7 separate regions of the Homo sapiens genome follow, and all the other regions are linked to region 4. A link is a loop called in an ENCODE intact Hi-C map of the cell type or tissue named here. Cell type or tissue: natural killer cell. All regions are shown on one strand. Region 1 holds the start of LOC105376361 (a long non-coding RNA gene). Region 2 overlaps LINC00702 (long intergenic non-protein coding RNA 702). Region 3 holds the start of LOC124902541 (a long non-coding RNA gene). Region 4 overlaps LOC105376367 (a long non-coding RNA gene). Region 5 has its middle 19 kb from the start of LINC02660. Region 6 overlaps LOC105376364 (a long non-coding RNA gene). Region 7 has its middle 29 kb from the start of LINC02668.

The links. Peaks named below come from ENCODE experiments on the same cell type or tissue, not always from the same donor. Only the 100,000 strongest peaks of a DNase experiment are listed, where the experiment ranks them.
Region 1: it touches region 4 in a loop (9-fold over the local background); 2 of 110 quality-filtered maps call a loop at or near these places.
Region 2: a loop joins it to region 4, with 8 times the contacts of the local background. A loop is called at or near these places in 6 of 110 quality-filtered maps.
Region 3: a loop joins it to region 4, with 2.6 times the contacts of the local background. A loop is called at or near these places in 10 of 110 quality-filtered maps.
Region 5: a loop joins it to region 4, with 2.1 times the contacts of the local background. A loop is called at or near these places in 10 of 110 quality-filtered maps.
Region 6: it touches region 4 in a loop (5-fold over the local background); 8 of 110 quality-filtered maps call a loop at or near these places.
Region 7: it touches region 4 in a loop (3-fold over the local background); 5 of 110 quality-filtered maps call a loop at or near these places.

What each region holds. Positions count from the first base shown.
Region 1 is chr10:3,755,767-3,759,766 of GRCh38, reverse strand. LOC105376361 (a long non-coding RNA gene) reads left to right here and starts at 1,717. Exons shown (of 3, transcript XR_930578.4): 1 at 1,717-1,807; 2 at 2,179-2,280; 3 at 3,102-3,186. RefSeq lists enhancers at 1,720-1,939, 3,841-4,000. In natural killer cell, no CTCF peak of the experiment used is centred here; DNase peaks (open chromatin) are centred at 1,316, 1,596, 1,976 and 2,326; H3K27ac peaks cover 2,222 bases.
Region 2 is chr10:4,232,630-4,236,629 of GRCh38, reverse strand. All of the region lies in intron 2 of LINC00702 (long intergenic non-protein coding RNA 702), which reads left to right. Among named protein-coding and RNA genes, the nearest start is that of LINC00702, 9.3 kb to the left of the region's middle. In natural killer cell, a CTCF peak has its summit at 1,775; a DNase peak (open chromatin) is centred at 1,719; H3K27ac peaks cover 1,073 bases.
Region 3 is chr10:3,873,796-3,877,795 of GRCh38, reverse strand. It overlaps LOC124902541 (a long non-coding RNA gene), which reads left to right and starts at 2,468. Exons shown (of 2, transcript XR_007062365.1): 1 at 2,468-2,736; 2 at 3,353-3,668. RefSeq lists an enhancer at 2,257-2,586. In natural killer cell, no CTCF peak of the experiment used is centred here; DNase peaks (open chromatin) are centred at 1,555, 2,115, 2,515, 3,885 and 1 weaker place; H3K27ac peaks cover 3,441 bases.
Region 4 is chr10:3,947,482-3,951,481 of GRCh38, reverse strand. LOC105376367 (a long non-coding RNA gene) reads right to left here. Exons shown (of 3, transcript XR_930585.3): 3 at 2,125-2,973. Among named protein-coding and RNA genes, the nearest start is that of LINC02660, 37 kb to the right of the region's middle. In natural killer cell, no CTCF peak of the experiment used is centred here; DNase peaks (open chromatin) are centred at 391 and 2,381; H3K27ac peaks cover 572 bases.
Region 5 is chr10:3,890,611-3,894,610 of GRCh38, reverse strand. No RefSeq gene overlaps it. Among named protein-coding and RNA genes, the nearest start is that of LINC02660, 19 kb to the left of the region's middle. RefSeq lists enhancers at 1-334, 238-1,437. In natural killer cell, no CTCF peak of the experiment used is centred here; DNase peaks (open chromatin) are centred at 510, 1,810 and 2,080; H3K27ac peaks cover 3,001 bases.
Region 6 is chr10:3,807,850-3,811,849 of GRCh38, reverse strand. LOC105376364 (a long non-coding RNA gene) reads right to left here. Exons shown (of 2, transcript XR_930580.3): 2 at 3,333-4,000. Among named protein-coding and RNA genes, the nearest start is that of LINC02639, 24 kb to the left of the region's middle. RefSeq lists enhancers at 266-515, 803-2,002, 2,130-2,455, 179-2,455 and a cis regulatory region at 1,390-1,735. In natural killer cell, no CTCF peak of the experiment used is centred here; DNase peaks (open chromatin) are centred at 259, 1,549, 2,189, 3,999 and 1 weaker place; H3K4me3 peaks cover 534 bases; H3K27ac peaks cover 4,000 bases.
Region 7 is chr10:3,226,286-3,230,285 of GRCh38, reverse strand. No RefSeq gene overlaps it. Among named protein-coding and RNA genes, the nearest start is that of LINC02668, 29 kb to the left of the region's middle. In natural killer cell, no CTCF peak of the experiment used is centred here; a DNase peak (open chromatin) is centred at 2,325; H3K27ac peaks cover 504 bases.

The DNA of each region.
Region 1 (4,000 bases), 190 kb after region 4:
GGTGGAGACCAAAAATCTGTTTTGTTAAATCAACTTTCTCAGCACTCTTCCCTCCCTCTTCTTCCCTGTCCTTCCTTTTTCTTCCTTTCCTGACTTCCTCTCCCTCCTTCTGCTCTCCATGCTTTGCTTTCGTCTTTTACTTCATTTCTCTCCCTCCTACCCTCCCTCTCTTTCCTCCTTTCCTGTTCTCCTTCCTTCCCCTCTCTTTCCTTCCTTCCTTCACTTTTTGCCTTCCTTCCTTTTGCTTCCTTTCTCTCCCTCCCTCTTTCCTCCTTTCCTGTTTTCCTTCCTTTTTCTCTGTCTTCCTCCCTCCCCTTCTCCCTCCCTCCCTAGTAGCATGTGCGTGGTTGACAGATTGCCTGGACTTGAATCTCAATACCGTCACTTACTACATGCATGCGCTTGGGCAGTTTGCTGAAGAGCGTATGTCTCTCTTTCTTCATCTGTAAAATGGGTTAATAATTGTACTTACCTCATACAAGAGAAGGACTTAGCAGAATGCGTGGTCCAAGAGAAGCTCTCCACAGGTGGTGGCTATTATTATTAGCTTTTTATTCAGCCCCATCCTGGGCATATATCTCTCTGCAAGGTGTGAGATGAACACAGTGGTTTCAAACTTTGTTTGTTTGTTTGTTTGAGACACAGAGTCTCACGCTGTAGCCCAGGCTGGAGTGCAGTGGCGCGATCTTGGCTCACTGCAGCCTCCGCCTCCCAGGTTCAAGTGATTCTCCTGCCTCAGCCTCCCAAGTAGCTGGGATTACAGGCACGTGCCGCCACATTCAGCAAATTTTTGTATTTTTAGCAGAGAGGGGGTTTCACCATGTTGGCCAGAGTGGTCTCAAACTCCTGACCTCAAGTGATTGGCCTGCCTTGGCCTCCCAAAGTGCCGGGATGACAGGTGTGAGCCATCGCACCTGGCCAAGATGAACGCAGTGGGATGATGGCCTGGCCCTGCCCCCTGGTGAATGATCTGGGAGGTGTGAGCAGGCATCCTCCATCCCACCTCTAATCCCAGCGTCACTCCATCAGGAGGCAGGGCACTCTGTCATCAGAGGACAATCCCAAAGTCTCTGTGAAGGAGGAGGCAGAGGAAAGGGAGCCTTGCCAGGCGCAGAAGTGTTCTGTTCCTTTGAAGGTGTGTTGATTTGGGTGGGAGAGGGCAGGGAGCAGTGTTCCCCATAGGCTGTGCCTGAGTGTCGGCACAGGTGTTCCTCAGAGAGTGAGACCAGTTTTGACTGGAGAAGAAAGTTTGCTGGGACAGAGTGGGACAGGATGCAGTGAGACCTGACCCATCAAGGTCCCTGGGCCCATACTTGGGGAGATTTTCAGCCACCCGGGGATTTCCTTTCTTTATCTGCAAAATGATGTCTGGTGACACTGAGCTCTTTGCTGCCGGTGGCATGTTAGCCTTTTCCTGATAGAAATGCTGGGATTGGGGAGGGCTCTCGGTGTTTCTGAGTTGGAGGAAAAGACTGACAAAATAGGTATTTTAGACACGTGTCCATCTGTGGTATACAAGGTACACACAGGGAAAGAAAGAAAATAGGCACTTACTTCACTTATGAAACCTGTGAAAATCCCCTGAAGGGAGGTGTGATTAGTCACAGCTTGCACATAGAGAAAACAAGTTGCAGAGAAGTAAAGAGATGGGGCTGAGGCCACCGGCTTGCAAGGGACCCTGCCTGCAGCTTCCAGAGCCCAGCGGCTGGGCCATGCGGAGAGGAACGGACTGGCTGGGACCTGGCATGGGTCCAGTCCTGCCACCACTTTGCTCCTGGACAGGGTCATCTGTGCCTCTTTTCATCCGGTGATTATTGCACTTATCTAATAAATAAAAATTACATGAGACGCTATAAATAGAAGTTCTGGACATGGTAGGACCGCATAGGCATCAGCTATGATTTAAACCACATGGCAACAGCATGGCCTCTAGGAAGAGGGAGGCAGCGGGGAGGCTGTTCTGGTGCGAGATGAGCTCTGAGCAAGGCCCAGACAGGTTGCTGGTTAAGGCAGGAAAGGTGAGTCATCTTGTTCTCTAAGATTCCGAGAAGATGTCCTTAGGGTGATTTTTACAATGTTTCTTTGAATCACCTTTTTCTGCTAATGATGACAAATTACACTTTTAGAGATAATTTGAGTGTATTCCCTTCACTTAGTAATGTAATTTGTTGTTTTCAGGGCAAATAAGATTCGACGATGCAGGAATCTCTGGGACTTTGCTCCTAGGACTGCCCGGGAATCTTGACCCATCGCTAAGTAAGATGGTGTTTATAAACACAGGTGAGTTTCCTGTTTGTAGGGTTGTCTCGGCAAGACGTGGTTCCATGAGGACCAGTTTGCCCAGGTGCAGATCTGTGGTTTACACACATAAGTGACATCTGTAGGACCATGATGTCGCTCAGAAGCACTGTAGTGATGGCTGAAATTAAGCAGCCACAGGGAGACCTTTAGCTACTTAAAGAAGTCCAAATAACAGAAGAGAGACTGGTGTTGACCTTAGGTGACAAGGCCAAGAGAACTGAGCCAGTATCTCTGCAGCACAAGCCAGCAAGGCCACAGAGAAGAGGAGTCTCTGTTGACACCACTGCTGCTATTGTTCTTTTCCCTGAAAAACACAGTGTTCTCTGTTCTTCATCTCCCTTTACTTATTTATTGGATTTTCTACATTATTCCATTTGCTTAAAGTTCCAAAGAGTACACATAAGAACACCATTGATTGAAATAATTAAAACAGATAGCTTCAATAACAGCAAAACTGAACAGCAATGCAGCAGCTGATTTCTCTTTTGCCATTCTCTTGGGGTGTGGGTTTTGAAAAGCCAACTTGACTCCAGAATTTTTCAATATGCTTCGCTGTTGGAAATGGCTATGCCTTAAGGAAGTCAAGACCAGCCTTGTTCTCCTTAGACCAAGAGACCTGAGGAAGCACCTCACTGGCCCTCACCTGTGAAGGGGAATTGGCTTCTCCTCGGACAGTTATGAGAGTTTGCACCCTAGAAGTGAGGTGCATAGCAGCATGCTGGATGTGCTGTTTGCTTTTTTGTAAATAGGTGTTCTTTTGTTCATGCAAGATGTTAGAGAATTCTGTTTTCATTTTTTAGGGGAACCTCTCAAAGGAACAAAAAGCATTTATTCACTCAACCTGGGACTTCAACTTTATGGAAGAAGTAAGAGAAGAAGAGGAAGAAGAGGAAGAAGAAGCGGTGGCGGCGGAGGAGGAAGAGGAGGAGGAGGAAGAGAAGAGGAAGAAGAAGAAGGAGGAGGAGTAGCAGGAGGAGAAGAAGAGGAGGAGGAGGAGGAATGCATTTGTATTCCGTCTGGAAAAGAGCTTTCCCTAGGCAAAGCTAAGACACACAGCTGCAGCCTTGACCGATGACAGCTGTCCATTTCAGGTCCCACTCATAGAAATAATGACCCGGGCACAGGCAGCAATTGTAGCAGACGCTATTCCTTTTTTCTGTGTGTGCATCATTTTCGTTTGGTTTGTTTCTTACTCTTTGGTAGGAATTTCTGCTTGATGCTCCCACAGGACCTCGGTTCAGCTGGATCAGTGGAAAACCTGTACAACTTGTCCCTTTATAAAAACTCCCAGTTACAGTTTTTCTTTGATATTTACTTTGGAATACCTAGAGACTCTTCCCACCCACATCCCCCTTTCCAAAGACAACATGGTCGTGTTGGAAACAAAATTCGGGAGACCAGAGGACTTTGACTGTGGGAAGAAATGTGGTAGTTTAGGAACCTGCGACTCCTTCTTCCCAGCCCTCCAGACCCTCCAAAGAGCTGTTGACAAGAGCCTTAGATGAAGGCCCTGAGCTGTAGCCTAGCGCAATTCTCCTTTGCCTATCTGAAGAGCAGGACAGGCAGGATTAGCGAGGCAAACAAAACCTGAAGGACTTCTTAATAGCCAGACATCTGAGGCCCTTCAGAACCACTTTGAAGATCGGGGGTGATACTGGCTGAGGCTCCAGGTTTATCATTTGATTTGTGACTTTCAGCT
Region 2 (4,000 bases), 290 kb before region 4:
TCTTAAGGAAGGGTCAATGAAGAGTTAGCTTTCTGTCTCAGTCTTAACTGTAATTCTAAAGTTTGCTTTTGCTCACCATTTTATCCACATAAATTAAATATCGGTTAACACATTTAATTATAGTTTTTTTTTTCAAAATTGAGTACGTTTACTGATTTTGCCTTATTAAGTAACATATACTTGGTGTTAAAAACAAAAAACCTACACACTCACAACACACAAACGTACAGAAATTTAAATTCAAATGAACAGAAATTTAAATTCAAATGTAAATTCTACTCACCCCCAAAAACATTCTACCTCTTGCAATAAGAACCACATAAAACGTTATTATTATTCAGAGTGCTTTTATGCCTGATCAGTAGTGATGCCTGGTAGAATTTTTGACGTGACATACTGTCAGGAAAAGGGAAAACAGCTGCTCTGGAGTTATGTTACAGGTTCTCTGTGCCAACCTGGAAGAATCAAGACCGTCAAAAGCAATCAAACTAACACCTAAGTCCCCATTCATTGTGAGTGAAGGTGTTTTGCCAGAGTGCCAGTGGAAATTTCTGGGGACGCTGCTCTGGCAAGTGACAAGAGTAGTGACTTGGCTTCTCAAATTCTCATCTTTCTGGTCAAAAAATGGTTGGAAGATTTTGTCCAACTAGAAAGGTTTTGAGATTCATTTTTCCAATGGAGAAGCATTGATTCATGTAAACCTCAAAGCCTGGTAAGCTAAGCCACTTTTAATAGAACTGTAAAGTCCAAGAGAGAAGAAAGCAGAGAGAGTTTTCTAAACTATGGCTTATTTGATAAGTCTCTGTAAATGAAACTTGTCCCCTGAACACATTTTGTGTTTCTTTAGGTCAAAGACTACCGATGTCCAGATCATAATGCGAGGACAGTTTGAGCCCAGTGCTCTCTGACTGAGGTAGAACCCCCGGGAAGGTGAAGAGGGCAGCCGTCTGCGAAACAGCCCAGCATTTAAGAATGGGCAGCACCTGGCCAGGTGCATTTGAGAACTAGGAATGTGGCAACAATAACATTTATTTATTTGGATGAAGAGAAGAAGATGTATTGGATTCCCTGAAACAATCATTGACCTGCCTGAATCCCAACTGTTGCACTGACTCCACTAATTCACCAATCCACTTGAGCTGGGAGGAGAGCCCATGCACAGAAGTTTATGGATAAACAGACCTGAACGTCTAGCATGATGTCAAATTTATATGGCCACAGAACTACAAAAGGAAATAACTATAACCTCACTGACCACAGTGCTGCTGACACTTGGACAACATGGGTTTGAGCTTCATGGGTCCACTTAGACAATAATTTTTTCACTAACTATATTGGAAATGTTTTTGGAAATTTATAACAGTTTGAAAAATATTGTAGACCAACATGTAGCCTAGAAATATTAAAACATTAAGAAGCAAGTATGGCATGAATACATAGAATATATGTAGATACTATTCTATTTTATCATTTACTACTATAAATATATGCAAATCTATTAAATGAGGTTAACATTTATCAAAGCATGTGGTCACAAACTCTTATAGTTTGTACATGGCACCATTTACAGACAAGGAAATAGAAGCCAATGTAAAAATGCAGTATTAAGTCATAACCGCATAAAAGTAACTGTGGCACATACTGCACTACCATGATAATTTCACAGGCACCTCCCACTGCTATTGTGGTGAGCCCACGTGTTGTGAGCTTCCGCATAAAGCCCTGCAATTCTGATCATTGCCACGTGGGCAGTTTGTGTCTCTAGTTAGTTGTGTACTGTAGTAAAAAGTGATCTCGCAGTTCTTGCATAATTTCCGTGTTTAGTGCGATATGGTAAACATTGAATAGCACCATGAAACCCACACGAAGGGCCACTGGTGATGTTGGAAGGCTCCCAAGAAGCAGAGAAAATTCATGACATTACAAAATCAGTCAAATTTCTTCATATGCACTGTAGATTGAGGTCTGCAGCTGGGGTTTCCCATTGTTTTAAGATAAATGAATCAGCCTAAAGATCATTGTAAAAAAAGAAAAAGATATTGGAGAGGCTATAACTGCAGCTATGCCAGCAACAGCAGTAGTTACATTTCTGAAGAGACAAAATTTGTCAGTGGGTTTTCAAGAGCTCAAGGGTAACACCCTAACCCCCACGTTGTTCAAGGGTCAACTGTATTGCAGTCAAAAACAGAAATTTAAAAAAAAAATTCCTTCAAAAAAATAAAATTGTATTACACACTTGCTAATCCAATTTTGACACACAATTTTCTTCACCATCAATATAAGATATGCTATGCCAGGTTTCCTTATTTGTAATAATTCATGTATTACTTATAGTTTGCTTTAGATATGGTGGTTCTTTGTGTAAAATGTATTTGTTTATTTTTATTATTTATTTATTTCTTATTTTTCATTTTTGAGACAGAGTCTCACTCTGTCGCCCAGGATGGAGTGCAGCGGCATGATCTCAGCTCACTGCAATCTCCTCCTCCTGGGTTCAAGTGATTCTCCTGCCTCAGCCTCCTGAGTAGCTGAGATTACAGGCATGTGCCATCATGCCCAGCTAATTTTTCTATTTTTTTAATAGAGACGGAGTTTCACCATGTTGGCCAGGCTGGTCTTGAACTGACCTCAAGTGATCTGCCCACCTCAGACTCCCAAAGTGCTGGGATTACAGGTGTGAGCCACCATACCTGGACTTCTTTGTGTAAAATTTAAATGCTTCTTTTTTTAGCTAAGAAACATAAAACTTTCTATTCATATTTTACCTTTTCTCCCTTTTTGCAAATATGTATGATACCTTATTCTTGTGGTAGAATGTTACACATAGAAATAAAAGATTTAGTTAGCAACAGCAAACCTGAAAATGGATTAATGAAATATTTAAGACAGGGCAAGCAAGTCCATTTCCGAATGATGGGTGTTTGCATTTATCCAGTGGAGCTGCTGTTCATGGAGACACAGCAGCATCCCCCGAGAAGGCTGATAGCCCTGGCTTCCCTTCCCTTCAGGGGCAGGAGAAAGCTGAGCCTCTGGTGCTGTGTTTGACAACACAGACACAGCTTGGAGGTCTTGCGGGCTTGGTTCCAGACCCCTGCAGTAAAGTAAATATTAAATAAAGCAAGTTTTACACAGGTATTTGGGTTTCCCAGTGCATGTAAAAGTTAGGCTTACACTATACTATAGTCTATTAACTGTGCATTGGCATGATGTCTAAAAAATGTACATAGTTAACTAAAAATATTTTATTGCTAAAAATGGTAACAATCAGTAGTGAATTTTTTCCAGATGTTTTCAATTTACTTTGCCCAGACCCATCAGAGGAATCATTATCTGTGGCAGTTTTAACCATATCACAAGTATTTCTTAAGTAGTAAAACTTAAAAGTCAACATTACTCTTTGATCCATGGGCTGCAGAATGGGTGTTGTGTTTGCAGACATGAAACAGTATTAATCTTCTTGCACATCTCCATCAGACCTCTTGGGTCACCAGTGGTACTGTTAAGGACCACTAATATTTTTAAAAGAATCTTTCTTTTTTTTTCTTCCTGAGCAGTAGGTCTCAACAGTGGGCTTAAAGTGTCTAGTAAACCATGCTGTGGACAGATGTGCTGTCACCCAGGCATTTATAACGCACAAGGCAGATTAGGTTCAGTACAATTCTTAAGGGCCCTAAGACTTTTGGAATGGAAAATGAGCACTGGCTTCAATTTACGGTCACAAGCTGCATTAACTCCTACTAAATGAGCTAGCGTGTTATTTGAATCTTTGAAGTCAGGCATTGGACTTCTGTCTAGCTGTAAAAGTCCTCGATGACGTCTGCTTCCAAAAGAATGTTGCTTAATCTACATTGAAAATGTATTATTTAGTGTAGCCACCTTCATCAGTGATCTTAGCTGGATCTTCTGCACAAGTTGCTGCAGCTTCTCCATCAGCACTTGCTGCTTCACCTTACACGTCATGTTATAGAGTTGGCTTATTTCCTGAAACCTCATGAACCAA
Region 3 (4,000 bases), 74 kb after region 4:
TCATCCACATTTTTGGTGCTTTCATATGAGTTTTTCTTTGACCGTTGAGGGCATCTTCCATGGCCACCAAGCCAGCATTAGAAAGCTGGCCGCTTCCTTTTTCAAAGGAAAAGGACTTGGTCACCATTTTATTGTCAGTTTTAACAAGGTCAAGTAGACTCATTATGATTCATTCTGAAGTTGATGCCATTGAGTGAAATTATTCAGCATAAAAATAAAAGCAAAAGTAATTATTTGATTGCGTCTATTTATGTGAAACTACAACCTCTTGATTCTTAGAATATTATACAATCCTTTTAACAATGAGATAATATGCAAGGAAAACCCATGGAACAAAATCCCCTGGAAAACCCTAAATTTTTTTTTAGAGCTTTCAAATATATTCTTCCTCCAAAACATAATCTCAGAAGAGTGAATTGCCTTTGGAAGACTTCCACACAGGGAACACTGCTGTTATAACATAACAAGTAGTAAAGTGCCATCAAGCTTCTAAAGTAAGGGAGAACAGAAAAGCAGAAGGCAATTTTGTTTAAGAAAACAACTGCATTTGTTACACAATAACATAACAAAAGGAAATGAGACCACACTCTCTTAGAGAATTCTGAAGCCTTAATTACATTGTAAATTTTGGGAATTAATATGGTACAGGCAGCTTCTAAACTCATTCACAGGTCAGTCACTGACTTTCTGATTAGAGCATTAACCTGTCTCTGACAATCAGCTATAATTCCATTATGTATTTTTCCCAACAATATGAATCATATTGATCCTAAGGCTCAGAGAAGATTTCGGTAAGCTGAAAGGAATTTGGTAATGACAATGTGAACAGATGAATTTTGCATCTTCCCTGATCTGTCCCACCTCTGTAAGAAGAAAGTATGCTGCATTTGCTTATTGAAAAGGACCCGAGAGATTCCAGTCAGCCCAGTCTCTTTATCGTACAAGGAAGCCAAATTCAACTAAGACTGGACCGACCTGGCAGGGTGGCTCACATCTGTAATCCCAGACTTTGGGAGACTGAGATGAGAGGATCACCTAAGGTCAGGAGTTTGAGACCAGCCTGGCCCACATAGTGAAACCCTGTCTCCACTGAAAATACAATAATTAGCCAGCCGCAGTGGTGGGTGCCTGTAATCCCAGCTACTTGGAGGCTGAGGCAGGAGAATCGCCTGAATCCAGGAGGCAGAGGTTGCAGTGAGCCGAGATGACATCACTGCACTCCAGCGTGGGAGACAGAGTGAGACTCTATCTCAAAAAAAAAAAAAAAAAAAAAAAGGCTGGATAGCCTGAATCTTATACTAGAAGAAAAACCCCAAATATGCCCAGGCTAAAGTCATCTGGGGACCCATTGTTTTGGGTGGTGGCCTCTAATTAGGGCTTGAACAAATTTGATAAAAATCTGTGTTTTGGAGAGTTTCCCGTTGGAGGTGAGGCTCCTAGACCAGGTACTTGGTCATCCCCTGAGAGCTCATCAGCCAGGCAGAGGCTCAACTCCCACCCAGGCCTGCTGAGCCAAAATCTGCCTTTCAACAAGGCCCATGGGTGATCACTGTGTGCATGAAAGGTTGGAAACACTGGCTTAGGTGATACTGCTAAGATTGAGATCAGAGAAGGACTTGTTTTTCTCTAGGGCTTTCCATTTACAAGTCAGCTGACTATTCCGGGAACCACACTGATGGAAGCTCTCAGGAGCTTTTGTCTTGATTGGAAAACACTACCTCAGCCAGGAGTCAGGTCAGGAGATGGAAAGGTGATGGGCAGAAGCTGGAGGAGCTGGAGGAGCTGGAGGAGCTGGAGGAGCTGGAGGATCTCCATGACAGGGGAGATGCACTTCCATAGATGCATCTTCGTGCAGATACAGAGGAATCTGGCACTTTCTGAACCTCGAGATCCAATTGATAAGGAAGGAAAATCAGTAAAATGTAACAATGGCCATGCACATCAATAAAATGTAACCACAGATACAGCAAAATGAAAGTACTCTGTGATCAAAGGTGGCACACTCTCTTCCTGTAGGCATGGGACAAATCAGAAATGATGAAAAAATGCATCACTTCAAGTTTCAAAATGCAGGTGACTTCTAACATCTCAGATTTTTCAACAACTCGGCACAGTAGGTGGTATTTTCCTTATGTTACAGATGAGGAAACCAAGGCTCAGGGGAGTCTAGTCAGGGCCCCAATTCACACAGCTACTAAATGTCTGAGCTGGGGTTCACACTTACCTGTCTGACTGCCTAACACCCACACTCTAAGGCATCCTGAGTTTACATTTGTCACCACCTTTAGTTCATTGTTGACCCTTCCCCCAAAGCAGTACAATTTTTTTTTTTACATTTGCCAAGTACTATGTTGTATTTGCATACCAATCCCTTTTAGTGCCAAATTTAGGAGGGAAACCCCATTTATTAATAAATATGTCCTTAAAGGAGGACATACTCAAAAGGAAAGTGAAAAAGCAGGCTTCTGACATAGCTTGTTAAATGGGTCAGAGTGTAAAGAAGCAGGTGTGCGCACTGGAGTACATTGTCTCCAAGCATCTGGCAGAAAACCACAATGTCATGGGATTGTGCAGACAGCTCCCCTTCCTTCCCTCAAATAAAAGCAGTGTCCACATTTCCGCTGTGATGGGCACTGCTTCCCTCCTTTCCCTATGTGAGCTGAAAACTCACCCCTAGGAGTCAAATTTAATCAATTACACAAAACTATTTTACCGGACGTGGGTTGTGAGCTGGAGGTAAGGCTCAGTTCCGTTTCTAAAGGAGTCCACAAGATTTGCTTCTCAGAGAAGAAATTAAAGTTAATGATGGGCCAGGTGCGGTGTCTCATGCTTGCAATCCCAGCACTTTGGGATGCCAAGGCAGGAGGATTACTTGAGGTCAGGAGTTCAAGACCAGCCTCACCAACATAGAGAAACCCTGTCTCTACTAAAAATACAGAAATTAGCCGGGCATGGCAGTGCATGCCTGTTATCCCAGATATTCTGGAGGGTGAGTCAGGAGAATCACTTGAACCAGGAAGGTGGAGGTTGCAGTGAGCCAACATCGTGCCATTGCACTCTAGCCTGGGCAACAAGAGTGAAACTCTGTCTCAAAAGCAAAAAAAAAAAATTAGCCAGCGTGGTGGTGCATGCCTGTAATCCCAGCTACTCTGAGACTGAGGCAGGAGCATCACTTGAACCCAGGAAGCAGAGGTTACAGTGAGCCAAGATCATGCCACTGCACTCCAGCCTGGGCAACAAGAAGGAAACTCTGTCTCAAAAAATAAAATAAAATAAAAATAAAGATAATGATAAACAAATTTAAAGGCAAAAAACAAAAATCTAATAAAGTTACTTTTCTCTTTTGTTTCAGTTGGAGCAAAATAGGAAGTAGTAAAGATTCCTTGAAATCTATTTCAGAGCTGTTCCTTTGGGGCTATGAAATAAAAGACAAGACTGGTAGAAATGACTTAAAATGCAAAAATGGCAAAGGTAATGATCACCGTGGGTAGGTTATAAACGACTGTGGAGGTTTGGGGAGGCTAAATCATCCAGCCAACGGAAAAGTAGTCATTTGAATCTGAAGACAGTGAGCCTCTGCCTGCGTCTGTCTCATGTATTGGAATATCCTCTTATTAAATTACAGTGTTTTATAACTTGTGAATAAAATTGGTATCATGTTTACTATGCAAAAGCCTCGCTATTTTTCAGATGGATATATATTTAATATGAAATTGAAATGTAATATCTAAAGCACCAAGCAATAAAACCAACCCACCTTGTTTCAAACCCTGCTTAAGTTATTTTTTTGAATTCTGTATCTAATAACATGGTGCAATAACACTGAAACAAGATTCACACTATGATACTATTTGTTTAGGAGACCAAGAGTGTTGCTATGGAAACCGACCTTCAGTGTATCTATGGAAACAGTGACAGTGTTGTAAATAAAGATACTGAAAAGAGGAACCTAGTAAACTTAGCATATGAATTCTAAGAAAAAGAATAAAGAATGAGGACC
Region 4 (4,000 bases):
ATACAATTAGTCTTAGTGCTTGGAACTCCTCTCACATAAAAAAACAATAGATGTTTAAGTCCTGCTTGGTGGCTGTATTGTTTCATGAATGTATTAGCATCTATCACAATTCATTATAAATCTCTGCTTACTTATGTTTCTACTTTACTGAAATGTGAGCTGCGTCAGGAATGAGACTTATTCAAAGTTAGTATATTGAGTGTGTAGCATTGTACCTGAACTACGTATAATGCTTAATACATTTAATTTTTTTTTTAAAATGAGATAGGATAATAATTCATAGCGTGACTAGGGCATCAGAGGTGGCCATCTCCAAACTAATCCTTTGAACTCGGTGGTGGAGGAGGGTTTTCGCGGCACCTTCACTGCTGCACCCCTCACCTCCCATTTGGGGGCCAGGCAAACACCACTTCCTTTCTTGAGGCTTGGCACGCACCTACCCCAGAGACATTTTTTTAAAGGGTTGATGTTGGGGCTGCATTTGCAATAAAAGTCAAGGCTGGTGAAGAGAAAGAAATCCTTTTAGCAAAAGCAAACTTCCCTGGGATATGGTAAGAGCACCCACCTCACCCGAAGGACATCGGCCGCCCTCCTCCTACCCCAGCCACCCCAGCAGGCCTCTCCAAGGTGCAGCCAGCAAACTGGAACACAGTTGGCAGCAAGGGCCTGGTGAGCTGCTGCAGGGATGGTGGGCAGGGCCCAGGACCCCCCTCCAACCCCCCAGCATGTACATGCTGCCTGGATGGGACGACACAACACAGGCTGAAGTGAAGGGCATGCGACACGTGCTGTAGATGTCCTCACATGGTCTGCTGGGTGTTTTCTTTTTTCTTTCTTTCCAACTTTTATTTTAGGTTCAAGGGGTACCTGTGCAAGTTTGTTATATGGGCTCATTGTGTATCGAGGGGGTTTAGTGTACACATAACCGTGTTGCCCACACAATTAGCATAGTATCCGAGAGGTAGGTTTTCAATCTTCACCCTCCTCATGCCTCCACCCTCGAATAGGCCCCAGTGGGTATCATCCCCTTCTTTGTGTTCACATGTCCTCAATGGGAATTTTCCAATAAACAGCCTCACTCCCCTCCTGTACAGGGCCTATCACCCTGGGGTTTCAGAGAGAGTCAGATATTGGGGTGCTCCCTATCTAGATTTAATAGCTCACCTGCAATACCTGTGATTTCATTCCTTTCATTTATAAAAGTTTATACTCCCTATTGTGTTCTTATATTCTCAAAATATAAGCACAGAAAGCTACTTTCAAAGTCAATGAAAGGAAAAGTGTCCACCTTTTGCCTCTCCCTGGCTGCCTCTCCGATCTTTTCTTGCTACCTGAATTTCTTGATCTTGTTTCAGACCCAATCAGCAGCCCCGCTGGGATTTGTGAAAGCTTCAGGGGACCCTTCCCCTAAGAGCTAAAAAGCGAAGGCGGAAAAGGACCCTGCAGGACCAGACTGAAAGGTAAATGTAGAAGACAGCACGGTCTCCTGAACAGATCCCACCAACACCACTGCCAGGGTTCAGCACCACCCACGCTGAGCCCCGGGTCACTGTTCAGCACCACCCAGGCTGAGCCCCGGGTCACTGAAGATCTGGTTTCAGGAGGGCTGCAGAGTGAACGCCAAATGCTTCACGCTGCGAACACTGGAGGGATAAAAGCATCTTTTTCTCCCTGGCCTGGATTTCAGATTTCTCTGTAAAAGGCAGAACTGTGCACTAGCAGGCAGCTAACCCTTTTTCCTTTTTTAAGAAATAAAAAGGATACAGCAAAAGGGGAAAATCCAAAAATAAAATTCAGTCATCTAATCAGAAAGAATCCCACCAGCCTGGCAGAGTTCATCCGTGTGCAGTGCTTATAACGTTTAAAAAAAAAAATCTTTTATTTTGCGTTTGGTTCATACTTTCTGAAGACCTCCTCCTAAAGCATTACAAAAGGTAGCATTTTGTGTGTCTCAGGTCTTTTAAAAATCACCCCATATTATCTGAGAGTAAAAAAAAAAAAAAAAAAAAAAAAAACAGCTGGAGGCTTTTTCTGCAAAAAGGTGTTTAATTCTATACTCCAGGCAGCAGTGACAGAAGCTACAAAAGTCACCCCCACTCGATGAAGACAAAATTATAAACCAAGTTGTTTTACACTGATTCAAATACAGGTTAAATTTATTGGACTGATCCTTACTTACAAAAGTACTTTTCGGTATTTAAGGTAATTTTTAATGTATTTTTCTTAAAGTGATAGTTTCATGCAATCTTTATGGCAAGTTTTGCTGCATGTTTATTTTCTGAATTGTATTCATGTTTGATAATCGTTTGGAACTGTATTCTGGTGTGCGCGCTTAGTCAACACAGGATGTGGAAGACGGTACCAGTCAATCTCCATGGTAACCACACTGGCCACCCTCCAAGCATTTTACACAGGTTGCCTCATGTGTCCTCTGCCACAAACCAACCAGAGGAGGTAGCACTGTTAGCATCCCCATTTCACAGATGAGGAATCCGAGGCCCAGAGCTTTTCAGTTGCTCCCTCCAGGTCACAGGGCTGACCCGGGGCAGGGTGAGGACACACTCTGGCTTCGGGCTGCCGGGAGCCCTGAGTACCACACATACATTACGGAGACCCTACTTCCTCCTCCAGGGTAAGGAAGATCTTCCCACCCGCTACGGCCAAAGCTTTTGCCTTTCTGTAACCTCTATTCCATAATAAAGCCAAAAGAACTTTCAGAAAGAAAACCTGAACAGCAGGGTGGTGGAGCCACCCACTTTCCACGCGCGTATCCGGCTTTTCTCCTGCAGCGTGCTGTGTTTGAAGTCAGTCATGTGGATGCAGCCATCAGTAGTTTGTGTCTTCAGGCAACGCTGGAAAAGGACTAGAGGCCCTGGGGTGTTGGGAAGACACCACTCTGGTTTGGGTGGTGAGTGATAAAGGTTGCATACGTAAAATTTCACTGATTTGTGCACTTCACTGCAAATTATACCTCTGTAAATAAAACACAGTGGGGCAAACTGTTTTAAAAAAGTCAATGTTATTAGAGCATTTACCTTCTTAAAAATCTCTGATAATCGCCCATCGCTGTTAGCCCCAATTTAGTGCCACCTCCCTCAGCCTCCCTTCCACCCTCTCCACATCCCACCGGACTGGCCCCCTGGTCATCCTCCAACGTGCCAAGCCCCATCCTCTCCTACCGCTGGGCTCTGGGCATGACCTTGCCTGTGTCCAGAACATTGAGCCATTTGCCTGGCCAACACTAACTCTTCATTTAGATCCGAGCTTCCACAGAAAAAATTAGGTCAGGTCACCAAAATACACCCCTTTCTGGCTCCTCTCTATGTTTCTTTCATGATTATAGTTTTACATTTTTTTTTTTGCTGTTGCTATTTTTTGTTTGTTTTCATTTTAATAGATTTTATTCTTTTTATTTATTTTATTTTATTTTATTAAGACAGTGTCTGGCTCTGTCCCCAGGCTGGAGTACAGTGGTCTGATCATAGCTCATTGCAACTTCCACCTCCACCTCTCAAGCGATCATCCTGCCTCACACTCCCAAGTAACTGGGGCTACAGGCTCATGCCACCACACCTGGCTAATTTTTGTATTTTTTGTAGAGACAGGGTTTCACCATATTGCTTAGGCTGGTCTTGAACTCCTGGGCTCAAGTGATCCGCCCGCCTTGGCCTCCCAAAGTGCTGGTATTATAGGCATTAGCCACCATGCCTGGCTGATTTTATGCTTTAGAGAAGTTTTAGGTTTACGCAACCATAAGAGGAAAAGTCAGAGAGTTTTCCCCCGACATTCCCTGCCCCATTTATGTGCAGCCTCCCCCATCAGTACCAGCACATTTGTCTTTCCAGTTCTTCACTTCGTGTGCTTTTCCTTCTTGACTGTAAACTCCATAAGGACAAGAACTGTCTGCTTTTGTTCTAACGTATCTCTATCCTTTTCTCTGATACACCACTGCTTCTTTTCTCTGAATTTTAAATTCAGTTCTTATTCTAGTTTGCTTTGC
Region 5 (4,000 bases), 57 kb after region 4:
ATATATGAATCTGTCAATAATATCTGTACATATCACAATGGCAGAGGCTGGACCAGTCAACATTTTTTTTCTTTCTTTTTTTTTTAACTTGCTCGACCCGGCATATGGCTGAACCTTTTAGTGGATATATTACTGAAGGAGTAAATCTCCTCTAAGCACCTCTGTTTTGGATTCACAGTGAGACATACGTGCTTCGCTAGGAATGGCCTCTACGGGAGCCGAGGGAAGTGGCTGATGCAACCTTCCCTCCACCAGAAACAGATTCCAGCCCTCTCCGATCCCATCGCTGATCCCGTCTCCTCAATCCCACATCAATACTGAGGGCTTTGAGGAGAAGGGCTAAGTGAGAGAAAAGGCAGGGAGGGGCTCTTAGGAAAGTAAGAAATCAGATAAATGCCTAAGAGAAAAAGCAGAAAGAGAGAAAAGGGTAAACAGTCCATATACAGTGATAAACACTGAGAAGGTTAAACAACAGCTGAAAACCACATCACCCAGCTGTCTACAGGCAAGTTGACTTCATTTTCCTCTGTCTTTAGAATGTCAGGTTGCAACCACAAATTAGCCAATTTATATTTCCCCCTTTAGGATTTTCACTTCTAGTCCATCATGTTAAATGTAGTTCCACTGATGAACAAAGTCAGCCGTCCATTTTTTAAACTGAAATCTATTTTTGTCTAATTCACTGCAATTATAAAAAGTCCCAGTCAGGGAATTTCTTAACATTTAACCTCGATGTAAATACTTGTGGACGTGGCTTTCAACTAACTCTTCCCTTCATTTTCAAATCTTCTTACTGCGGTTCCTCACACAATTTGTTTTTTTAGGGGCTGTGATGTTCTCGTAGAAAACAGGGGGATAAGGGCTGGAATATGGGTCATAAGAACACTTTTCCCTGTGGACAGAGATCCATGACCAGATCGAATAAACCCAAGGGTCTTCAAGCCAAGAAAGGATTCCTGCAAAAAGTATTTTTTTTAATATTAAGCTAGAAATTGAAAAGAAAGTTCAAATGGATGACTTGATCTCTTCTGCAAGAGAATGGGTTGGTATAAATTCAGTTTCCGGGAGGACATATAAAAGCATTGATTAAGCTATTCCTTCCTCATGATTCTATTCAGAACCATTGTCCAGAAATGAATTAGATCACGAATTTGGTGGCTTGGGGACATCACACGAATTGCTTTTTTCTCCTTTATGGTAAATGATTTTACAAAATATGTTTTTTTTAAATATTTGAAACTCATCAATATATGTATATATTCTACTCTACAGAACCACCTTGAGAGTGTCACCATTGCTGTTTTACAGTGTCACACACAGCAGTCTCACACGACCAGAGAAAGCTTTCCAGTGTGTAAGTGATTGTCCTGGGAGAAAGCAGAAGTTGAAAGAAACACACCTTTTATAAATTGCTCCAGCCAAAATAACAGCGTCAGTTAACATATCAAATGGCATTTCTGAAATGTCAAAAAGAAGGGAAAATGTCTCGGGCACATGTAATTGAGAAGTAACGCCACACAGCAGAGGCCCTCAGAGGAAACCGTTGACACAGAAACAACTGAAGCCATCCCCGAGACGGCAGGGGTGGATGCCCCGGAGGGAACCTGGCACATCAGATCTGCTCCCACGCAGGGAGTGGTGGAGGGCAGGCTGCTGGAGGGCTGGAAATCAGAGCCCTCCACTCTGGGAAAGCAGCTCTCCTTCTCCTTAGGGCCCTGACAGGCCACTGAGGCACAGAAGGTGACAGGCAATTGAGAGCAAATTAACTGCAGCCACCTTTTGCTTGGAAACCTCACACCTTCACACAGATATAAAGATGTGGGCAACCAAAACAGGTCTCAGCTGAATACACATGCAGAGTAAGCCCTCCCAAGTCTAGCTTGTTATCATTATTTTAAACTGGCTAAAGAAAGGTAGTAACACTATAATCAGTTTGTTTTCACCACCAGTTAGCAACCAAATATAGAGCTATCCAGAAAAATATATGGAAAGGAAAATTTCTATTGTAATACCAACATGAACATCAAAAAGTAAGCACACTCCTTATCTCCCACCATCAAATCATGACTTGCCATGTGATGATTTATCAAGGAAGTGACAGCATTCATACCACTCTGTTACCATGAAAATATGCATGAAGTCAGAAGCATATATGGTAACAGTGGTATGAATGCTGTCCGTTCTCTGATAAATTATTGCAAAGATTCCCTAAACCCAGAAGCCACTCTCTATAGTAATTTTTCTTTTTGCCTTGTTATTAAATACTTATAATCTTTGTCTTTAAAAACATCTAGCTGGACACTTCCAGAAGGCTGGTTAGGTACCTATTCTTCTTTTCTTTTTATTTCTTTCTCTCTTTCTTTCTTTGTTTCTTTTTTTTGACAAGGTCTCGCTCTGTTGCCCAGGCTGAAGAACAGTGCTGCAATCTCGGCTCACTGCAACCTAACTCTGCTTCACGGGTTCAAGCGATTCTCATGCCTCAGCCTCCCAAGTAGCTGGGATTACAGACACACACCACCACATCTGGCTACATTTTGTATTTTTAATAGAGACAGGGTTTCACCATGTTGGCCAGGCTGCTCTTGAACTCCCGGCCTCACGTGACCTGCCTACCTTGGCTTCCCATGTGCTGGATTACAGGCATGAGCCACAAAACCCAGCCAGTGCCTATTTTTCTTGACAATAATACATATAGAACTGTTTGGACCAGAATTTATCAAGGAGTCAACATCTTAATGTAGAAAGAGGGTGAGGTTTGAAGCCAGAAGACCTGGGATCAAGTTGTGGGCTGTCAGTCCCAGGTCTTCTGGGTTCAAATCTCATCCTTTCAAATCACTGATTAACTTCAGGCAACTTACTGTCGTTAAACTTGAGTTTCCCATCTATAAACTAGAGATGATGAAACTTCCCTTTCTGAATTGTCTAAATAAGTTCTGAGATCTAAATAAGTTCATGCATTTGAAGAATGCTTTATAAAATGTAGATGGAATGATGTTTATGGGTAAGGTCCCCTGTTAGGTGTTAAAGGTGACGCCAATGATACCAGGTGGCTACTGGTAAAAGACAGGGCAAAGAATCTTATCTTACTGTGACACAGGTTAAGAAAATGTAATGCAATTTAATTGGATTATCTCTACAAAAACCCTCAAAGCTGTTACATGAAAGGGGTCCCGATTCAGACCCCAAGAGAGGGTTCTTGGATCTTGCACAAGAAAGAATTCAGGACAAGTCTACAGAGTAAAGTGAGAGCAAGTTTATTAAGAAAATCAAGGAATAGAAGAATGGCTACTCCATAGGCGGAGCAGCGGCGTGGGTGGCTCATCTAAGGATACTCGCTATCTTTTCATCACATGCTAAACAAGAGCTGGATTATTCCTGCGTTTTCCAGGGAAGGGGTGAGCAATTCCTGGAACTGAGGGCTCCTCCCCTTTTTAGACCCATATCCAGTAACTTCCGGATACTGCCATGGCATTTGTAAACTGCCATGGTGCTGGTGGGAGTGTCTCTTAGCATGCTAATGAATTATAATTAGCATATAATGAGCTGTGAAGATGACCAGAGGTCACTCTCACCGCCATTATGGCTTCGGTGGGTTTTGGCCGGCTTCTTTACTGTAACCTGTTTTATCAGGTTTATCGTGACCTGTATCTTGTGCCGACCTCCTATCTCATCCTGTGACTTAGAATGCCTAACCTCCTGGAATGCAGCCCAGTAGGTCTCAGCCTTATTTTATCCACTCTCTATTTAAGATGGAGTCGCCCTAGTTCAAACACCTCTGACAAAGCTACCATTTTATGAAGAAAATATGATGTTGAGTCGAGGTTGCAAACTCAAATGCTAACATGGGCCAAGAAGATTATGTACTGAGAAGTGAAGCTTGGGAGCGATAAACACAGGTGTAGAAGCATCCCAGTGACTGGCAAGTGGTAATCAGCCTCAGTGCAGGGCTGTAGGGAGTGCTGGAGACTGTGGCAAAGTGTAGTGAGAACTCAACTCTGGC
Region 6 (4,000 bases), 140 kb after region 4:
GGGCATCTCATCCACAGGGAAACGTTCGAAGTCACAGCTGCACCTATGCCTTTTATAGAATGACTTTCTACCCCAGCCCCTGCAGGTTAGCAAGCCTTCTGGAAACTAACTCTGACACCGCACCATTTTAGAGAATGTTTTTCACCTCTTAATAATAATCATAGTAACTCTCTCATGGGGCCCTTCCCCACACAGTTCTGCATGCTGAGTTCACTGAAATGGTCTGGCCCTGTCACTGCAGGTCATGGTATTTTCCTGCTAGGAGTTTCGGTTTCTGTTACAGACTGTGTGTGCCTGAGGTTTGCTTCTCTTGGCTGCTCTTCCACAGTGGAATGTTCTTTTTGAAATCGATGACTTTCAAGGTGATCATTACGTGCCAGAGACCCCTGTGAGCTCCTTCAGAACACCAAATTTGGACTCTCCCCAGCTCCCGAGCTGGCTGTCAAGGGTGTGAGCTGACAGTTGAGATGATTAAGCCAACTGACATCATGCCAGGAAATGCCACAATTTAGAAATTCATGTCAATGCCCACTCCTCATTCTATGAGGAAGGCCATGTGCAGTTTGCCAGAAATACTATTGAGAGGCACTAAATAACTAGCACTGATGAGTCTCTATTAAAATAAGATAACTTACTATACATTTCTTAACATATTTATGTTTACACAGGAAAAGCAAAACCATTTGACATTAGTTAAGACTTTAATTTTACTCTTTGAGCAAAGCAAGCTATATAACTAAGCTAAAAGGAAGGCAAAGACAATTTGCAAATATAAAATTGCTTTAAGGAGTCAACGTAGAGAATGATGCTATTAAGATTATCATCAGAATTCAATTACAATTTCACTCATTTTTAGTTATGAAGAAGGAACACATCCAGAAGTGCTGTGCTCGCCAACTGTTTAATATTAATTAGTGAAAACGGTGTTTCCTGATTTAGCCATGAAAGTTAGTAAAGCATTTCATTTCAAATAAATTTTTATTGAAAGCAAATTTTAAAACTACCTGGGGTTGTGTTCAGCAAGGCTTGGGAATTTGAACTTTTTCACATGTGAAAGTTTAAACCTTTTTCTTTTCCCTGTTGTGTGCAAAAATCTCCTTTTGTTTGTCCTCCTGTGGAAATCGTTACTTTCACCCATATATGGCTCCAAAAATATAAACCATCTTAGAGAGGCTGTTGAAATTATTCACTCTTGGCCTAGAGCTAATTGTGGCTTTTCACTCCTAACAGTATCTTATGAGAAAGTTGTAAGTGAAATTAGGGTCAAAATGCACATATGAAAGCCGTGTAGCATTCTCAGAAAAACCACACATGGGCTGTTTTTTCTGTTGTTTTTTTTTTTTTTTTTTTTTGAATATCTGTTTATCAAAAAGCTGCCCATGGTGATTCAGAGCCACATTTTTCCTCTGTGTGTATATACTGGAGAACTTTGACCACGCTTGCTGATTTCAAAGCAAGGCAATATCTTTTCAATGACATCAGCTTCCACTCCCTGTACCGGGAACTCACCGTTCTCTGAACTGAAAGTTGGGAGCTGGTGCCAAAGGTTGTCTCACCTGTGACTGCATTTCCTGTAAGCCCAGTTCACCCTGGCGTGGGCCTGGCCGATTCAGATAATGACACACACCTCTCCAGTTCTCACAAGCAACAGCCCCAAGACTAACTCTTCAGTCATCTCCAGACTATGACCCAGGCCATGGAGAGCAGCCACACCTGGAGAGGAGCCTGCCCTTGCTCTCCTGGGCTGTGCTGTCACTGGCAGTGAGAGTAGAACTGTCTTCCCTTCAGAATCACTGAATGATCAATAAAAAACTCTCAGCAGGGCGCAGTGGCTCACGCCTGTAATCCCAGCACTTTGGGAGGCCGAGGCGGGTGGATCACAAGGTCAGGAGATTGAGACCATCCTGGCTAACACGGTGAAACCCCGTCGCTACTAAAAATACAAAAAATTAGCCGAGTGTGGTGGCAGATTCCTGTAGTCCCAGCTACTCAGGAGGCTGAGGCAGGAGAATGGCGTGAACCCGGCAGGCGGAGCTTGCAGTGATCCCAGATCGCGCCACTGCACTCCAGCCTGGGCGACAGAGGGAGACTCCGTCTCAAAAAAAAAAAAACAACACTCTGACCCTTGTGGGCAGGAAGTGAGCCTTATAGGTTAACACGTGTGTGTGCCACAGCCAGAAGCCCCCGTGCCGACCCCTCTTCATGACATGGTTGGGGCTGCAGCTCCTAGGGACACAAACACATGAGATTCGGGGCCACAGGAGACCCCTACAGTGAAATGACAAAATGCCTCCCTGTGCAGCTCAGGCAGTGGACACCGTGTGATAAGAAATGGAAATAAAACCACCGTGTTTTTTTCTGTCCTGTAGCAGGAGGGTAGGTGCCTGCAAGCTTGTGCATTTCAGAAAGGGTGAATGACAGTGGATTCAAATTATCTCAAGGTGTTAATCCCCCATTTACATTGTGCTTCTACTGTATTGACAGACTCCTCTAGTAAGTATAAGGAAAAATTATCTCCTGGGATTCAAAGGACCAGCCTGCTCAGAAAACGGAGGAGATAAAGAATTACACACAGACACAGACAGATACACATACAAACACACACAGACCATACACACATACACACATGTAGATATGCAGGCAGACACACAGAGAGACTCACAGACACACATGCGTACACATAGACACACAGACACACATACAAACACACACAGACCATACACACATGCATACATGCACATATGCAGCAGACACACAGAGAGACCCACAGAAACACATGAATACACATAGACACAAAGACACACATACAAACACACACAGACCATACACACATACACACATGCAGATATGCAGGCAGACACACAGAGAGACGCCTACAGAGAGACTCACAGACACACATGTGTATACACAGACACACAGACATATACAAACGCACACAGAGCATACACACACACACGCAGATATGCAGGCAGACACACAAAGAGACTCACAGACATACATGTATACATACAGACACACATATACACATACATGCACACAGAGACACACAGAGACACACACGGACATACACATATATACACATGTACATACACAGATATACATACACACGTATACACATGCAGATATATAGGCAGACACATGGAGAGACACACACAGACACACATACATACACAGACATACACGCATGTACACACAGACACTGGGATATATAAGTACATATAGACACTGTAGAATGATCTTAACCATTCCTCTCTTCCTCCAGTAACTCACATTTCTAGGTGACTCTGATTTTCTTTAGCTTTAAACGAAAAAGCAAAATGCTTTCTATAATACCTCTTTGTTTGAAAGTATATTTTTAAAAAGATTCTGAATGGAAGATATTTTTTTCAAGTCCTCTCATCTTTTACTTTTCCGCTGGTGATATCCTCACTGAGTCCATTTGGACAAAGACCGTGGAGAAGCCATTGGGCGTGACACCCGGCGTGGAGCCTGCCCTTTCAGAGCAGGTCAGAGCCAAAATAGACAGCAAAGGAGAACTAAATCCAGGTTGAACAATGCTGGCCCAAAAATAGCAACAGCGTTTATGAGCACAGCAGCAGGAAAGGCTGCTAATCATTTGCCAGGATCTTTTATTTGGGTTTGTCACTATTGAGCGACACTGGGGACTTGAGGCCCCTGTCGAGCACACAAGTCCAGAATTCCAAATAAGAGACTCTAATAATAATATCTGGTGCAGAACCGTCCTTCCATAGAGAACTAAGGAGCCAGCGCCTCCCGTGCTCCCCAGGAGCTGGCAGGAGGGTTTCCTGAGCATCTGCTCTGCAGGGGCATCCCACCAGGCTCTGGCATGAATCCTCCATTCACCCTCACAGCTCCTGTTCGTAGCTTTCAGTGCTCCATGCTACCAATGAGGAAACTGAGGCCCAGAGAGTAAGACGGCCCAAGGCCACGCAGCTGGAAAGCTCTTCCTGTCACACCACGGATCTCGAGTGTTCTGTGC
Region 7 (4,000 bases), 720 kb after region 4:
TGCACTCCCACCCTTTCTCAACATCATCCCAACAGCACGTCTCCATCAGACGTGGGCTTTGTGACCCCCACCCCCAACCAACCATCCCCACAGAGAGGCTCTGCCCCTGACCTAGGGTGGGCACTCACCTTCTTTCGTTGTTTGCTGTGGCACAGGTGAATTACTCATCTTCTCTATGCCTCATCTTCTTCATATAGGGCAGGGTCTGCCTACCTCATAGCAGAGCTATGAGGGTGAAACTGCATCTGTCTGCATGGTTGTATTTCCATGACATCACTTACACTGTCTGCCTTGGGTGTGATTCCATGCACGAGTCTGTCTCCACTCAGTGACACTCTGGAGAGCTGGAAATGCCTCTGATTCATCTTTCAGTTGCCACAAAACCTAGCACAGAGCCTTGCCCTGTTAGGGAAATAGAAAGACCCCCTTTACTTATTTTATAATTTTCCCCAAGCGCTACACTTTGAGTGTAGGTGTCCGGAGAAGAATTGTGAGGAATGTTCTGATACATCAGCAATTTTTCCCCACCTTTTTGTATCTTATGCACCTGCTCCCAACCCCGTGTGTGTGTCTCAACCCCATCAGGAGTAGATGATGCAGCCCACAGCCCAGAGAGACACAATGGCACAAATTCCCAGCCCCGGAGTTCCATGTGCTGAGGTGCAGGCAGAGACAGTGGGTTTGGAAGGATGTTTTTATCTGAGAAACCCAGTCTCCCCCCCACCTCCAGACTAGCTGTGTTTCTCTAAATGGGAGGAAACGGAGAAAGAGTATCCTAAGTGGGAAAAGGACACTCAATGCCGCTGGGTTCCTGAGAAGGGACTTCGGCCCCGTTGCCCACCCCTGAGGACCAGAGAAAATGATGGGATCCCCGACAGGTGTGGGAATCCAGGCACAGAGAAAGCAAGGCTACCATCCCAGGGAAGGCCCCGGGGAGGCCCTGCACAGCACAGAAGCACCCACATGGGTGGCTGGTCTGTCCAGACGCAGTCCCCAAGATATTCTCCGTGCCCAGGTGGAGAGGGAAGCTGTGGAGTCATTTCCTCCATACCCCAAATAGAGGCTAGACTGGGAAGGAGTCGAGAGAGAGATGTGGAAAAGCCTTTTGACAAGAACAAAAGATAGTGGTGTTGACCAATGGCCTGGCCAGAGAGGACCCCCATAGAGAAGATACTTCCAGCAGAGGCCAGGTGACAAATGACAGGAAAGCACAGGCTGGCCCTTCCTGCAGGTGAGACACCCTGGAGACGAACCCAATTCCCAGAAAGGAGGGGCGGGGAGGCAGAGTCACCAGAGCATTGGCTGAAGTTTGTCTCTCCTGCCAGGCAGATGGCTCGCACACCACAGACCTGGGTCACCTGTCAACGAGGCACCTGTTTCTCTGGCCTGAATTCTAACCAAATATGTCTTTAAAAGTGAACCTACTCTTATCCCAGGTGCCTCCCCCGTGATGGGGGCACACTTTGGTTGGGGTCCCACATCTGGCTGAGACAGAACTCTGAACAGACAGAACACCTGTGGGAGGACAACAAGACCTCATCCCCATAGGCCTTCTTAACACTGTGTTTCTACCTCGTGCCCATTTCTTATGCAAGTCAGGAAAGCGTCCCGCGTCTCCAGCAACCACGCTGCACGTGGCTCGCCACTAGAACGGAAGCCCACAGGAACAGAGGCCCTCCTGGCCTTGTCTACCACGGTACCTGGAACAGAGTAGGTGTTCAATCACTGCTTTAGTCCATGAATGACACACATGTGGATTCACGGCCTGATGTGTAGAAACCCATACGTACACACAGGCAGGCATGAAGCTCGCTGTTGAAAGAGTTACGTAGGTCAGTACTTCTTAGGGAGACAAATATTCCCTGAGCCTCTAGATAGGCCCCTTAATTCTCACGACAGATATTCGTTTTGTTTGTTTGTTTTGTTTTGTTTTGAGACAGAGTCTTGCTCTGTCACCCAGGCTGGAGTGCCGTGGTACGATCTCAGCTCACTGCAACCTCCACCTCCCTGATTCAAGTGATTCCCCTGCCTAAGCCTCCTGAGTAGCTGGGATTACAGGCATGTGCCACCACACCCAGCTAATTTTTGTACTTTTAGTAGAGGTGGGGTTTCTCCATGTTGGCCAGGCTGATCTTGAACTCCTGACCTCAGGTGATCTGCCTACTCCAGCTTCCCAAGGTGCTAGGATGACAGGCGTGAGCCACCACGCCTGGCCACAATAGATATGCTTAAATGTAGGTGACAAATGACAGAATTTTGCTTTTTGGAAACAATGTGCTACTTTCAAAAACCCTAGCACAAGAAACCTTGAGACGACAGCCTCTGGGGAAGATGAGTCATGCAGCCACAATGGGTCTTGTGGTTTCAGCAAAGCCAGGGCAGTGCTATAGGAAAACTCAAAATGAGCCATATAAATCATTGTATTGGGTGATCTTCTTATGCATCCTTGGCACAAAAAAAAAATCTTCCTGGGATTTTCTTTTAAATAATCACAGGGGAGAGAGGAGTTAGGACTAAGCCGAGCATGGATGAAAGAATTTCAGCCACGAATTGGTAGTTCAGAAGTCTGGGTGATACGAACACAGTGATAGAATTTGTCTACTTTTACATATGTCTGAAATTTTCCACCTAAAAAGTTTTTGTGTTTTCAATGCACATCTGTCTCTGGGGCTGGGCCAGCGACTCCCACCCTGGAGGGAACAACATATCCCATCTGTTTCCTTGTGGCTTGTCAGAAAGAACGTTCAGGCTGCTGTATTCTGTCTAAATTCCAGAAATAGTCAGGACACTGCGACTTCCAAGCCTCATACCTGAGATAATTAGAACAAGAAGTCTGTGTTTGTATGTCCAAGATCACTAAAGAATTCAAGAAGCAAGCCAAAGAAAAAAATTATTTTACTAAAATTAACAACTGTAATGATCCCGAATCCATGTTATTTGTACATATGAACTTTCTGAAATGCATGATATTTATATCCAGCAAAGAATGTCTTTTCTTAGCCCAAGAAAAATAAGAAGAGTGAAGTCAAGCTGGCCAGGAAACAGTGGAATGGGTCTGTGTGTTCACCCAGACAGCGTGAGTCAAGGAGGGTTCCACGCTGGGATGATTTCTGACCTACTCATCAATCAGACCTAAGATGAGTGGCCTCAGGTTACTGTCGTAAAAATGCTAGTAGCTACAGAGCAGAGCCTGCTCCAGGCTTTGGGAAAAAGCTGCTGGAACTGGCTGGCTTGTATTTCCTTCCAGAGCCCAGATGCCTCCTGGGTTGTTCCGGTCTGCTGAGCAGATCCCCGAATTTCTAGAAAAATTAGAAACATGGAATCAATGTCATTACCTTTGCAGGGATCAAAGTAAATGGTGAGGCAAAATATGAATCTGGGAGAAGAAGGTTTTCCAGGTTAAGGAATGGCATTTCCAGATGACAGGGATGTGAGGACAGCACATTTGATCAGGGGCTGTGCTACTTCTGACTCGTCTTTTTCCTTGTCTTATGTTCCAGCACTGAAGTTAGTTTCCCATACTCTTTTTTTGTTTTTGTTTTTTTTTTTTGAGACGATGTCTCACTCTGTCACCCAGGCTGGAGTGCAATGTTGTGATCTTGGCTCACTGCAACCTCCGCCTCCTGGGTTCAAGCAATTCTCCTGCCTCAGCCTCCAGATTAGCTGGGATTACAGGCACCCTGCCACCACACCTGGCTAATTTTTGTATTTTTAATAGAGACGGAGTTTCACCATGTTGGCCAGGCTGGTCTAGAACTCCTGACCTCAGGTGATCTGCCCGCCTTGGCCTCCCAAAGTGCTGGGATTATAAGCGTGAGCCACCGCACCTGGCCAGGTTCCATACATTCTTTATCCTCTTATTCTTTGTCTTTTGCAAGAAGGGTTTAAAGAGGCTTATAACAATATATGGACTTTAGAAACTCAACAGTAAAAATCAAAAATATAAATTATTGATTTTGAATATGCTTATGCAATTTTAATGGCATAAGGACAATATCTG